Regions from separate parts of the Mus musculus genome. Here region 2 is linked to region 1. A link is a contact called in ENCODE Hi-C or POLR2A ChIA-PET data. All regions are on one chromosome and are shown on one strand. Each heading gives the region's core, a stretch centred on a gene start or an enhancer-like site at or near the end of the contact. The rest is flanking DNA. Distances are from core to core; before and after follow the strand shown.

Region 1 (5,536 bases), core at 2,030-4,529:
CCCGTGTTGTGATGTGACATTAGCCTATCTAGACGCAGGTGACACCACAACATAAGCAAAGATTTCCAGCCTCTTCAGGTCATAGTAAGTGCATCCTGGCCCCAATAGCAAGGGCCAGACAGTGGTTCTGGAGACACAATCCCAGCTGGTGGAACCAACCTACTTCACAGAACTTCAGGGAGAAAATAACCTCTCACTTTAGGAACCTGGCACAGTATGCCTCAGAAAAGAAAGTGACTGAAGGATGCCCTGAGGGGCTTCGCTGGGCTGCAGCAGGAAGAGGTCCAGGAACTGGGTAATAGAAATGGTGGGGAAAATCAGTATCCTGGTGTTCAATCTTCCAATATAACAATGCCTGATACATAAACTTACGATAAATCGTCCAACGGCTATGAAGGAGAAGAGGCGGGAAATATCTATTGCAGACGCAATGCAAGTTTTGCAGTGAGGTGCAAAGGTTTGAAGGGGGAAGGGCTAGTATTCACTACCATGGAAGACAATCTTTTCTGAGGGCTAACCTTGGCTATTTACCTACCTCCACCCAGTTTCAAACATTCCTAGACACTACTTCTTAAAGGAAAATTAAAAATCTTACTAGTTCTTATCAATCCCCGCTAATTCCGGATACTGGAAACAAAACCCTTGAAGGGTTGAGGAGTAAAGGGTTAGCTCTCCAGAGCCATGAGACTTTAACGTGCAGGGGCAGGTCAGCTCAAACAGCTGCACAGGAATTGTTCATTAATGCCCTCTAATGCTGAAAAAGTTGGCTTAACTGGAACTGGAATTGACTCCTGGTTTTCTGTCATCATCAAATCAAGTGATTGTGTGCACCTCTTAGAATTCTGCCCCGCCATGCATGGGTCAGGCTCATGAGAAAACGATGAGCTACTGGCCTTTTAAATACGGGACTATTCCAGACAGCCAGGGCTACATAGTGAGAGACCCTATATAAATAAAAATAATTTTTTTAAAAAAAGGACTATTAAATAACCCCTGAGGGTGGAGATCACTGTCAGAGGACATGAAATCCAAGGCACACCTGGCAGAAAAGCAGACTTGAAAGTGGTTTGGAATGCATGTGGGTGTCTCCCTGGCTCAGGTATTGCTCAGAAACCTCCTCCTATGCGGCCGCTCTTTGCGGGAGCATCCTGGGAGTGTTATGCTTTCCAAAGGGAGGAATTATAGTTACTGCTGTGTGAGAGGACAGTGTGCTGCCTGCTGGGCCCTGTCACACCGGGGGTGCAGCCAAGCTGCCTCTCTGGTTACTTGACTATTTATAAGGCTAGAGACTGGAAGATTGCAAAATTTAGCATCTCTCGGTTCAACGGTCTTCTCATCTGCACTCACCTGCCACCCCACAGAACCACTCACAGACCATGTCAATGAAGATGACTGTGCTCACTTTTAAACTATGAGGAGCTTACAAACAGAAAAAAAAATTCATCTTAATTTGTGCTACCAATTAAGAGATCTTTATAGGTGTGTGTATGATCATCTTATACATAGTAATCTGCCCTAATTGGTGTATAATGGGTAGGATGTAATTTGTAGATTGCCCCCTCCCCCCCCCAGTAAATAGTTTATTAAAGCTTCACAGTGTAACAATAAAATGTTCCGGTCTAGCTGCACAGTTTAATACATCCTGAATTTTCAAATGCCCTGAATACAGGGATCCTAGTTGCAAAGAGCTTTCCAGTAAAGTGACAGGTTTTGGAAATGATACAGTGAGTTACATTTTCTGAGGAACTACGAAAGCTCCTGTCTCTTTCCACCAGGCTGGAGCTGCAGCCCAGTTTGCAGATTTTGCCTAACATGCAGGAGGCCCAGGGTTCACCCCCAGCACATCATACACCAGGCATCCAAGCAGGGAAAGAATCCTGAATCTAGAAGTGGAGGCAAGATCTATAATCTGCTCTACAGAAAGTGGAGACCACTCTGTGATGAATGAGACTGTCCTGAAAAAACAAAGCAATTTCACTTTCCCTTTCCAAAGGTGTTTTGTTACTTCCTGGAGAAGCTCAGGCTAGCCACGTGCAAAAGCAAAACAAAAACAACAACAAAAACCCTAAAGCCTGAGTCTAGCTCAGTACAGTTTTTCTTTTCTCCCTTCACTGGTGAAACCTTTTAAAATACTTTCTCACAAACCTCCACTTTCAGGACATTCTCAGCGGTCACTAACTGGACAAAGTGGCCACTGGTATCTAGCCAGCTAGCTAGTTCTCTAATTTGCCAGCACAAAGGTAAGTGCCAGACCTGGGCAGGCCAGGTCTGGTAAAGCTTGGGCGCTGTTCCACCAGGCTCAGAGTCTACAGGTAGACTACAGGGGTAAACGCAGTTCAAGAAAGGCTACATTCATGTAAAATATCCCGCACCCCACGAGCAGGGGGCTGGCCATTCCTTCTCTTTTCAAAGTTTTTCTTAGTTCATTTTTAAAAATGATTTGCTTATCACTATATTAAAAAGTGTGTGTCTGTTTAGGTGTCTTGTGGTTGTCGTTTTTTTAACAGAGTGATAATTTTAAGTAGAGAAAAACCTTGAGACTGTAAACTAACAGAAATCACAATCCTGGCACGCAATGACCCTTTGGAAGACTTATTCTCAAGTGTTAGTGAAGTTTCAAAACTTAAATTAGACCCATAATGCATAATGGATTTGCCCTTCGCTTAAGATTTGCAATCTTGAAGTTGTTTGTTAACTTGGCCTAAAGATGTTACTTACCATTTGCCAAGTAGTAAATTTATTAAAGTTCTAGAATAAAACCTACAGCAACTCAATAAAAGACTGGTATAGTGTGAGTCTCGAGATTTCTTTCTTTCTTTTTTTTTTTTTTTTTTTTTTTTAATTGCTTTTTTCTTAATCTTCCTGACCTCTGGTGCCAGTTCCGGCGAGGAAGGGGGTTGGGGAGAAATTGCACGCTGCCCTCCCGCGCGCCCCTCCCCCAGGTCTCGGGGCGCTGCACCCCGTAGCTCCCGGCCTGCAGCTCCAGAATAGGCATCCCCACCTGAGCCCCGGCTGCAGGGGCCAAACCTGCAGACCCGGGGTGGTACAGCAGGGAGCCACGCGCACTCCTACAGGACCTAAGTTCCCAGCACCCGGCCCTCCGCGTGGACCAGCCCGGCAGGACAGGGCGGGGCGGGGCATGCAGAAAGCGGCCGGGGACCAGGGCTGGGGGAAACCCTCACCTGGGAGCGCGTGGCCAGCTCCATCTTCCCTGCTGGGCTCACTTCCCTGAGCCCTGCACGCGGCCACCCGGGCTGGCGCGGCCCCGAGCACGCAGCGCGCGGAGTTTGCCGTGGAACAGCGCACTGAGTTCAGATGGGGGGGACAGCGCGGCTCCGCGCGCACCGCGCAACCTCGCACAGCCTCGGGCCACGCGCCCGCACCCGGGCCTCTCCACCTGCGGTCCAAGCCTTAAGGCCGGCGCGGGAGCGCGCAAAGGGAGCGCGCGACCGGCATTGGCCGGCGTGTTTGGTTGCGCGGGCTTCCCCCTACCGCGCAGGTCCGCGGTGGAGCCGTCCGCTCAGGTTCGCGCGGGAGACTCAAGCTGAGGCTGCACGCGCCTCTGAGCTCCGGGTACCTGGCCCGCTCAAACTCCGCAGCGCCAACCTCCGTGTCCTCGTGGCCTGAGTTCCAGGAGTGTTGCGTAGAGGCCGCGGAGCTGGCTTTGCTTTGTTGTTGGTAAGGGGCGTGGTCTGTGCGCCTCCGAAAAAGTGGCTGCCCAATTCACTGCAAAAGCCAATCACCCAAGTTTTCTAACACTGGGCAGAGGGCGACGCAGCACCCTGCACACCACACACTACAAGCAAGACCTCCGTTCTTGCCAGAGCTCCCCAGTAAGTGCCTAGATGCTAGTCACTAGCACCTACTCACCGCGGAAATGCTGGGATAGGCCTCCTGACTCAGGAATAAACAAAAACTATCTACTAGGTTGAACTTTATGGACTGGGAGCCATTACCCCCAGGATAATATGAATAACCATAGTGATAACGCAAATCTCATGATGATGATAATTATGTCACCATCACTAATTTGATGGATAATTGAAATGATTAGTAACCTAATTCCTACCACTGATTAAAAATGATAAATCTAATAATGAAAGTGCATGGACATGTAAACTTGGAACAAGTTAGATGCCATGAGGGACTGGGGAATGGTAATCTAATGGCATGGAGTGGGCTGGAGGCATCAAAGACTTAGAGCTTGAGTCAGTAGCCTGAGGCATTTAATGAGTGGAGACAGTGGGAGGCCCAAAGCAAGCCTGAGGAGCTGAAAAATGACAAGTGGAAAGGTTTAGCACAGGATGGGGTCATGAGGTGATACAGTAACAGCTTGCCTGAGTAGAAGTTTATGCAGCCAGTCTCAGCTCCTTGGATCCAGTACTCATCCTTCTGTTGTTGCTGAATGAATAGTTGAAGTTGCCAGAATGTTCTCTCAGGCTTCAGGAGGAAACGTCAAGGAAAGAGGTGTCTTGCTTTCTTCGTTAGTTGAGCAACATGTTACCAGTGTTGGGGAATGAAGTTAAGAAAACAGTGTCTAACTTTAGAAATGCACATGGCCTGGCTTAGTTGCCTATAATCCCAGTTCTGTGGAGGCAGGGGCAGGAGGATTCTGAATTTGAGACCCTACCTCAAAACAGAAGAAAAGAAAAATGCTTTACTTCTCCCGGATAATGTGTATTATTGCTGTGACTACTTCATATGTAGTATTTCCTAGAATTCTCTCAACATTCATCCAGATACCCCTCGACAGCAGCGTTCCACCAAACCAGAAAACATTTTCAGGCTTCTAGAGTACACCCAACATTCTTTCTCCCGTTTTTCTTTTTGTTTCCTTAGGTTGCCAGGAAGAACAGTAAAAATGTATTAATCAAAGCTAGTTTTAGTCTAAGATAATTGTATCTTCCTGTGATCTAAGGGCTGTGTTTGCAGTTATTTCTATTATTATTTCTACTGTAGACTACATACAGCAAATCCCTATTGTAAAGGGAGCATTGGTTTGAAGTAGCAAAGCATTTGGAACCTAGCTATCATTGGGAACCTATTTAGACCACTGGACCTTCCCACTTTAGAAGCCTTCATTATGCAGCCTATGCTTGGTTACTTCCTGTCAGCTTGACACAAATGTAAATAGACCTAGGAAGAGGAAATCTCAAATAAGAAATTGCTTTCAACAGGTTAGCCTTTGACCATGTCTGTGAGACAGGTCCATGCCATCCCTGCATAGGCAGGCCTGGGTTATATATTATAAGCAAGCTGCCAAGTTCTGCTGCTTGGTTGGTTCTGTGGGGATCATTCTTATTCAAACCACCACAGGATTCAGTGTCCTCATCTGGCCTCTGCTGACACTTCATGCAGGTTTTGTGTGTGTGTGTGTGTGTGTGTGTGTGTGTGTGCGCGCACGCACACAGGTAAAACATCCAGGCACATAAAATAAAAACGAATCCACTAAAAATGTTTCTTTAAGGGAATAAGAACTGTCTATAGTTCCCTGAATGGATGAGATGTGAACCTTGGCATAAGAATCCACCACTGT
Region 2 (4,974 bases), core at 652-3,151, 460 kb before region 1:
TACGCTGCGATTACTTCTCTAAGGCAAGTTGTCTAAAGAGAACCACAAGGAACTCTCCAATTCATGCCTGGTCTTCAGTCACTATGGCGAACTGGATCGGGGCGGTGCTTGAGGTGAGACTGTGTATCTATAATATAGCAAGCACTTCTGAGCTTTCTAAGATCTAGTGAATTGGGATGTGTATGGGAGGAGATTACTATAGTATCTTCAGCTCATAAAATGGAGTAGGCAACATTGTAATTTACTCCAGCTTCTTTACTTTACTGCTACAGCTTTGTCATCACCCTAAATACTTGAGCAAGGAAACACTAGTAAAGTACAGAACCAGACTCCTCACTCACTCTTACAATATGTCAGACCTCAGGCACCAGACAAAAACACCCAAAGCTGAATGTGGGGTCCACGTCAATAAATGTGGAACGCTTTAAGCCTAGTGTGTAATGGTGTCCTGTCCCAAGGTTCTTTTTAGGGACTTATTTCCAGCTTTGGTACACTTCATCAGTCGCTCATATGGTCGGTCCCTGGTATCTTGATTTCATGTCTTTGGAGAGAAGCTAGGGGCCGGTTCAGGAGCATTTGACAAAGTGCTTTGCGCAGCTAGCTGTGAATTCCACTTGCCTAGAAGCTTACGCTAAAACCATGACCAGAGCTGACCCACATGCAGCCAGGCTTTCCTTTGCCCGGACAACCTTGTGAGACCTCTAGGAGCGAGAAGCGCGCCAAGAACGCAGACTCTAAGGCGCACTCGTGGCCACCCTAGAAGACAAGTCACTAATCTGCACCAGCAGCCAGCCAGAGATACGACAAATAAAATGGAAGCTCCTGCTCGGTGGGAACACAGGCCTCGCGCTGAGACCGGAGGCCCCGGCAAGCTAGGTGAGCAAAGAAAGCAGGGCGAAGGGGATGTACCCCAAGTCAGCTTCATTCAAACCCCGAGGACACCAGACCCCGCCTCCCAACACCTCGGTCCGCTCAATCGCCGCGCGCTCCGGGTGTGAGCTCGCCCCGCGGGGAGCGGCTTTCAGCTGAGGGGGCGGTGGCAGAGGCGGTTCGGGCAGCCCCACTCGGCCGATAGGCCCAGGCAAACAACACCCATTTCTCCCTCCCCCCCGCGCGGGGTTCAACTCCCACTCGGCCCCGGCCACGCCCTGCTGCCACCGCCCCCTCGGGCAGCTCTAGGCTCCGCAGCCAGGCCGCGTTCGGGGGCGGGAGGAAGGCGGTGCCTCAATCGGAATAGCCGTCAAAAACTACGAGGCCCGAAAGCCTTTGCGGGAGAGGCCCGCCCGCCTCCTCCCACGACTCACTGTGCGTCAGCGGCCTCATCCAATGAGAGCCGAGCCAGGGAAAAAGGGCGCCCGGGTCCGGATGCGCCTTAGGAAAAGCCATGCTCACGCCGAGGGGGCAGCTGGCAGTCCACTCAGACCACGGGATCGCAGGGAGCTCACGCTTCCCCGCGCTCGCCCCGCTCCTCTCCCTTAAGCCTAGCTCCATGTCTTCCTTCCGCGGCCCCTCGCAGGATGCTGCGGCGCGCTTTTGAGTGGAGGGCGCCGGGAACTGAGTAGGGGGCGGGATATCCTGAGACAACAAGTTTGGCTGTATGGAGGGCCTGCCGGCAGCAAACCGCAGCTAGCTCACCGAGAGGGCACGCTCCGCGGGCCGGGAAGGCAGAAGCCGAACAGCAGCGAGCACCAGCCGGGCAAAGGGGAGGAGAAAGGGCGGCCCCAGCGCCCCGGCCCCGGCAGGTCGGCGGCCAATCCGCTGGGGGAAGGGGTGGAGAGTCGGCGGCGCCGGCGGAGGCAGGCCGAGGGGGGTGGGGAGTCGCCGCGCTCGCGCCGCCCTGGCTCCGCCCCCCGGCCCGCGCCGCCGCCCTCGCCGCGCGCCGCCGCTGTCAATCAAGGGCGAGTCAGCCGGGCTCGGGCGGAGAGAGGAGCTGCTACGCCACAGCCCAGCGGCGGCCATTCGCGGAAAAAGAGGCAGAGCCTGTGCCAGCTACAGCCTCCTCCGAGCCACCGCGGGCGGGCGGGACCGGCCTCTCCTCCCGCCTCGCCCCCACCCCCACCCACCTCTATCCCAGTGTCTCTGAGAGGGTTTGTCCTGTTAATGCGGGATGAGCGGTACGTATTCTCCACCCCCCTCGGTCTCCTTCACCGCCTCCCTTCGTCCCTCCCTCCCCAGACCCTGCTCGCTTCCCCCTCCCCCGGGGCCGCCGAGATGCTGGAAGGGGAGGAGGAGAGGGCGGGAGGGAACCAGGGGGAGGGAAGGAGGGCTGTGTTTTGTCTTAATGTCTGAGCTAGAACAACCTCCTTCTGGGTGTTGCTCTGGAGCCTATGGGTCGGGTTTCAAACCACGTTTCGTGAGAGCCCCCTCCTCCCTACCCTCCTTCTCCCCCACCCCCTGCCGGTGTGCACGGATCGCGGGTTTACGGAGATTAATGTTCAAGAGGAGGGAGGGGGAAGAAGGGAGGAGAACGAATAATAATAATCCTAATAACCTGTTGTCGTGTGTGTTGGTGGTGGTGGGGGGTTGTTGCAGATCAGAAGAAGGAGGAGGAGGAGGAGGCGGCAGCGGCGATGGCTACAGAAGGAGGGAAAACCTCTGAGCCAGAGAATAACAATAAAAAACCCAAAACCTCAGGCTCCCAGGTAAAAGCAAACGTTAAAAGAAAATTCAACACAAAGCTTTAGGGAAGAGAGGGAGTTATGCTCTTTAAGTACCCAGAAGTAAAGAACAGAATAAAAATGTTTATCCATTCAAAGCATCTTTCTGAGTGAGGAACTTAAATCGTAAATTCTTGAAGATTTCCCATCGTTGAGGCTATAACGATGTTTATATTACACCAGGAATTCAGACTGTTAGAAGAAGGTGTCTATTTTCCCAAGGGCATTTTGAGTTTAGAAGAATAACACTTTAAGAAAGTTTACCAGAAAATTCCTTTTTATTTAAACTTTATGTAATAGGACTTGCCTTTTTATTCATATAGCTTCTATCACCTGCTTTTGTTCATATTTCCTTTTTAATTCTGCTGCCTATTGAGTGTGTTCTGATACTTAGAGCTCTCAAAATAAATAACCCCCTCCCGACTGCTGTCTTCCACTAAATCCGCCCACTTTTTTCCCCTCCCTCTCCTTTCCCCTCCCATTTTGGGTAGGACTCTCAGCCCTCTCCTCTGGCTTTACTGGCAGCTACTTGCAGCAAAATAGGGACTCCTGGTGAAAATCAAGCAACTGGACAACAGCAGATTATTATAGATCCAAGCCAAGGATTGGTGCAACTTCAGAATCAGCCACAGCAGCTAGAACTGGTGACGACGCAGCTTGCTGGAAACGCTTGGCAACTTGTTGCCTCCACTCCTCCTGCTTCAAAAGAAAATAACGTTTCTCAGCCAGCTTCTAGTTCATCTAGTTCTTCCAGCAGTAATAACGGGAGTTCCTCTCCTACAAAAACTAAATCAGGTAATCCTTCCACCCCTAATCAATTTCAAGTCATACAAGTACAAAACCCAAGCGGTAGTGTACAGTACCAAGTGATCCCCCAACTTCAGACGGTGGAAGGCCAGCAAATTCAAATCAACCCAACTAGTAGTTCATCTCTACAGGATTTGCAGGGTCAAATTCAGCTCATTTCTGCAGGTAATAATCAAGCTATCCTCACGGCTGCTAACAGGACAGCTTCTGGGAATATCCTTGCTCAAAACCTGGCAAATCAGACAGTTCCAGTACAAATTAGACCTGGCGTTTCAATACCATTGCAATTGCAGACCCTTCCTGGTACTCAGGCTCAAGTTGTAACAACCCTACCAATTAACATTGGAGGAGTGACTTTAGCTTTGCCAGTAATAAATAACGTGACTGCTGGAGGAGGGACTGGACAAGTCGGCCAGCCTACTACTACTACTGACAGTGGGACTTCCAATGGGAATCAGTTAGTTTCTACGCCCACCACCAGCACTGCTCCCGCCAGTACTATGCCTGAATCGCCCTCCTCCTCTACTACCTGCACAACCACCGCATCAACAACTCTGACGAGCAGTGACACATTAGTGAGCTCAGCAGATACAGGCCAGTATGCAAGCACATCAGCCAGTAGTTCTGAACGCACCATTGAAGAACCACAGACACCTGCTGCTACTGAGTCTGAAGCCCAGAGCTCCAGCCAGCTTCAGTCCAACGGAATTCAGAATGCACAAGACCAGTCAAATTCCCTTCAACAAGTACAGATTGTAGGCCAGCCTATCCTGCAGCAAATCCAGATCCAGCAGCCTCAGCAGCAGATTATTCAAGCTATCCCACCACAGTCATTTCAGCTCCAGTCAGGGCAGACAATTCAGACCATCCAGCAGCAGCCTTTGCAGAATGTTCAACTTCAAGCAGTAAACCCGACTCAGGTACTTATCAGGGCTCCAACTTTAACACCTTCAGGGCAAATCAGCTGGCAAACTGTCCAGGTCCAGAATATTCAAAGTCTTTCAAATTTGCAAGTTCAGAATGCTGGGTTATCCCAGCAGTTAACCATCACCCCAGTGTCTTCAAGTGGTGGCACAACTCTTGCTCAGATTGCTCCTGTGGCTGTTGCTGGTGCCCCAATAACTTTGAATACTGCCCAGCTTGCATCAGTGCCTAACCTTCAGACAGTGAGCGTTGCCAACCTGGGTGCTGCGGGTGTTCAAGTTCAGGGAGTTCCAGTAACAATCACTAGTGTTGCAGGTAAGCTACATCTTTTTAACCCATTATTAGGAGGGATTAGTAACAGAGTTATTGCTCAGGGCTATCTTTTAGGTTTGATACACCTCTGATGTATATATACTGGAAAGGGATTAAAAAACTGGACTATTATACCAGCAACTAGATGTAGTTATCATTGTGACCTCTTTATTTCTGTAGCTTTTAAGACTCAGTTTTGTGTGTTGAGCTGGGTAAATAATTAAATTATTTCATAAAGCATCATTTTCCGATTAGAACCATAATTATAGAGATC

Evidence for each region. Hi-C counts contacts between places; a loop is a spot of excess contacts on that map. ChIA-PET counts read pairs that join two places held with the same protein, here RNA polymerase II (POLR2A).
Region 2: a map of heart shows a loop between it and region 1 (3-fold over the local background). The contact joins the promoter of Sp4 here to the promoter of Cdca7l in region 1. A Hi-C loop is called at or near these places in 3 of 37 maps with a recorded cell type or tissue (T-helper 17 cell and heart). POLR2A ChIA-PET finds 5 or more read pairs at or near these places in 2 of 5 experiments (Patski and embryonic stem cell).

Annotation. Positions count from the first base shown.
Region 1 is chr12:117,841,604-117,847,139 of GRCm38, reverse strand. Cdca7l (cell division cycle associated 7 like) reads right to left here and starts at 3,279. Exons shown (of 10, transcript NM_146040.1): 1 at 3,183-3,279. The coding sequence starts at 3,206.
Region 2 is chr12:118,298,367-118,303,340 of GRCm38, reverse strand. It overlaps Sp4 (trans-acting transcription factor 4), which reads left to right and starts at 1,901. Exons shown (of 6, transcript NM_009239.4): 1 at 1,901-2,114; 2 at 2,533-2,642; 3 at 3,149-4,703. The coding sequence starts at 2,108.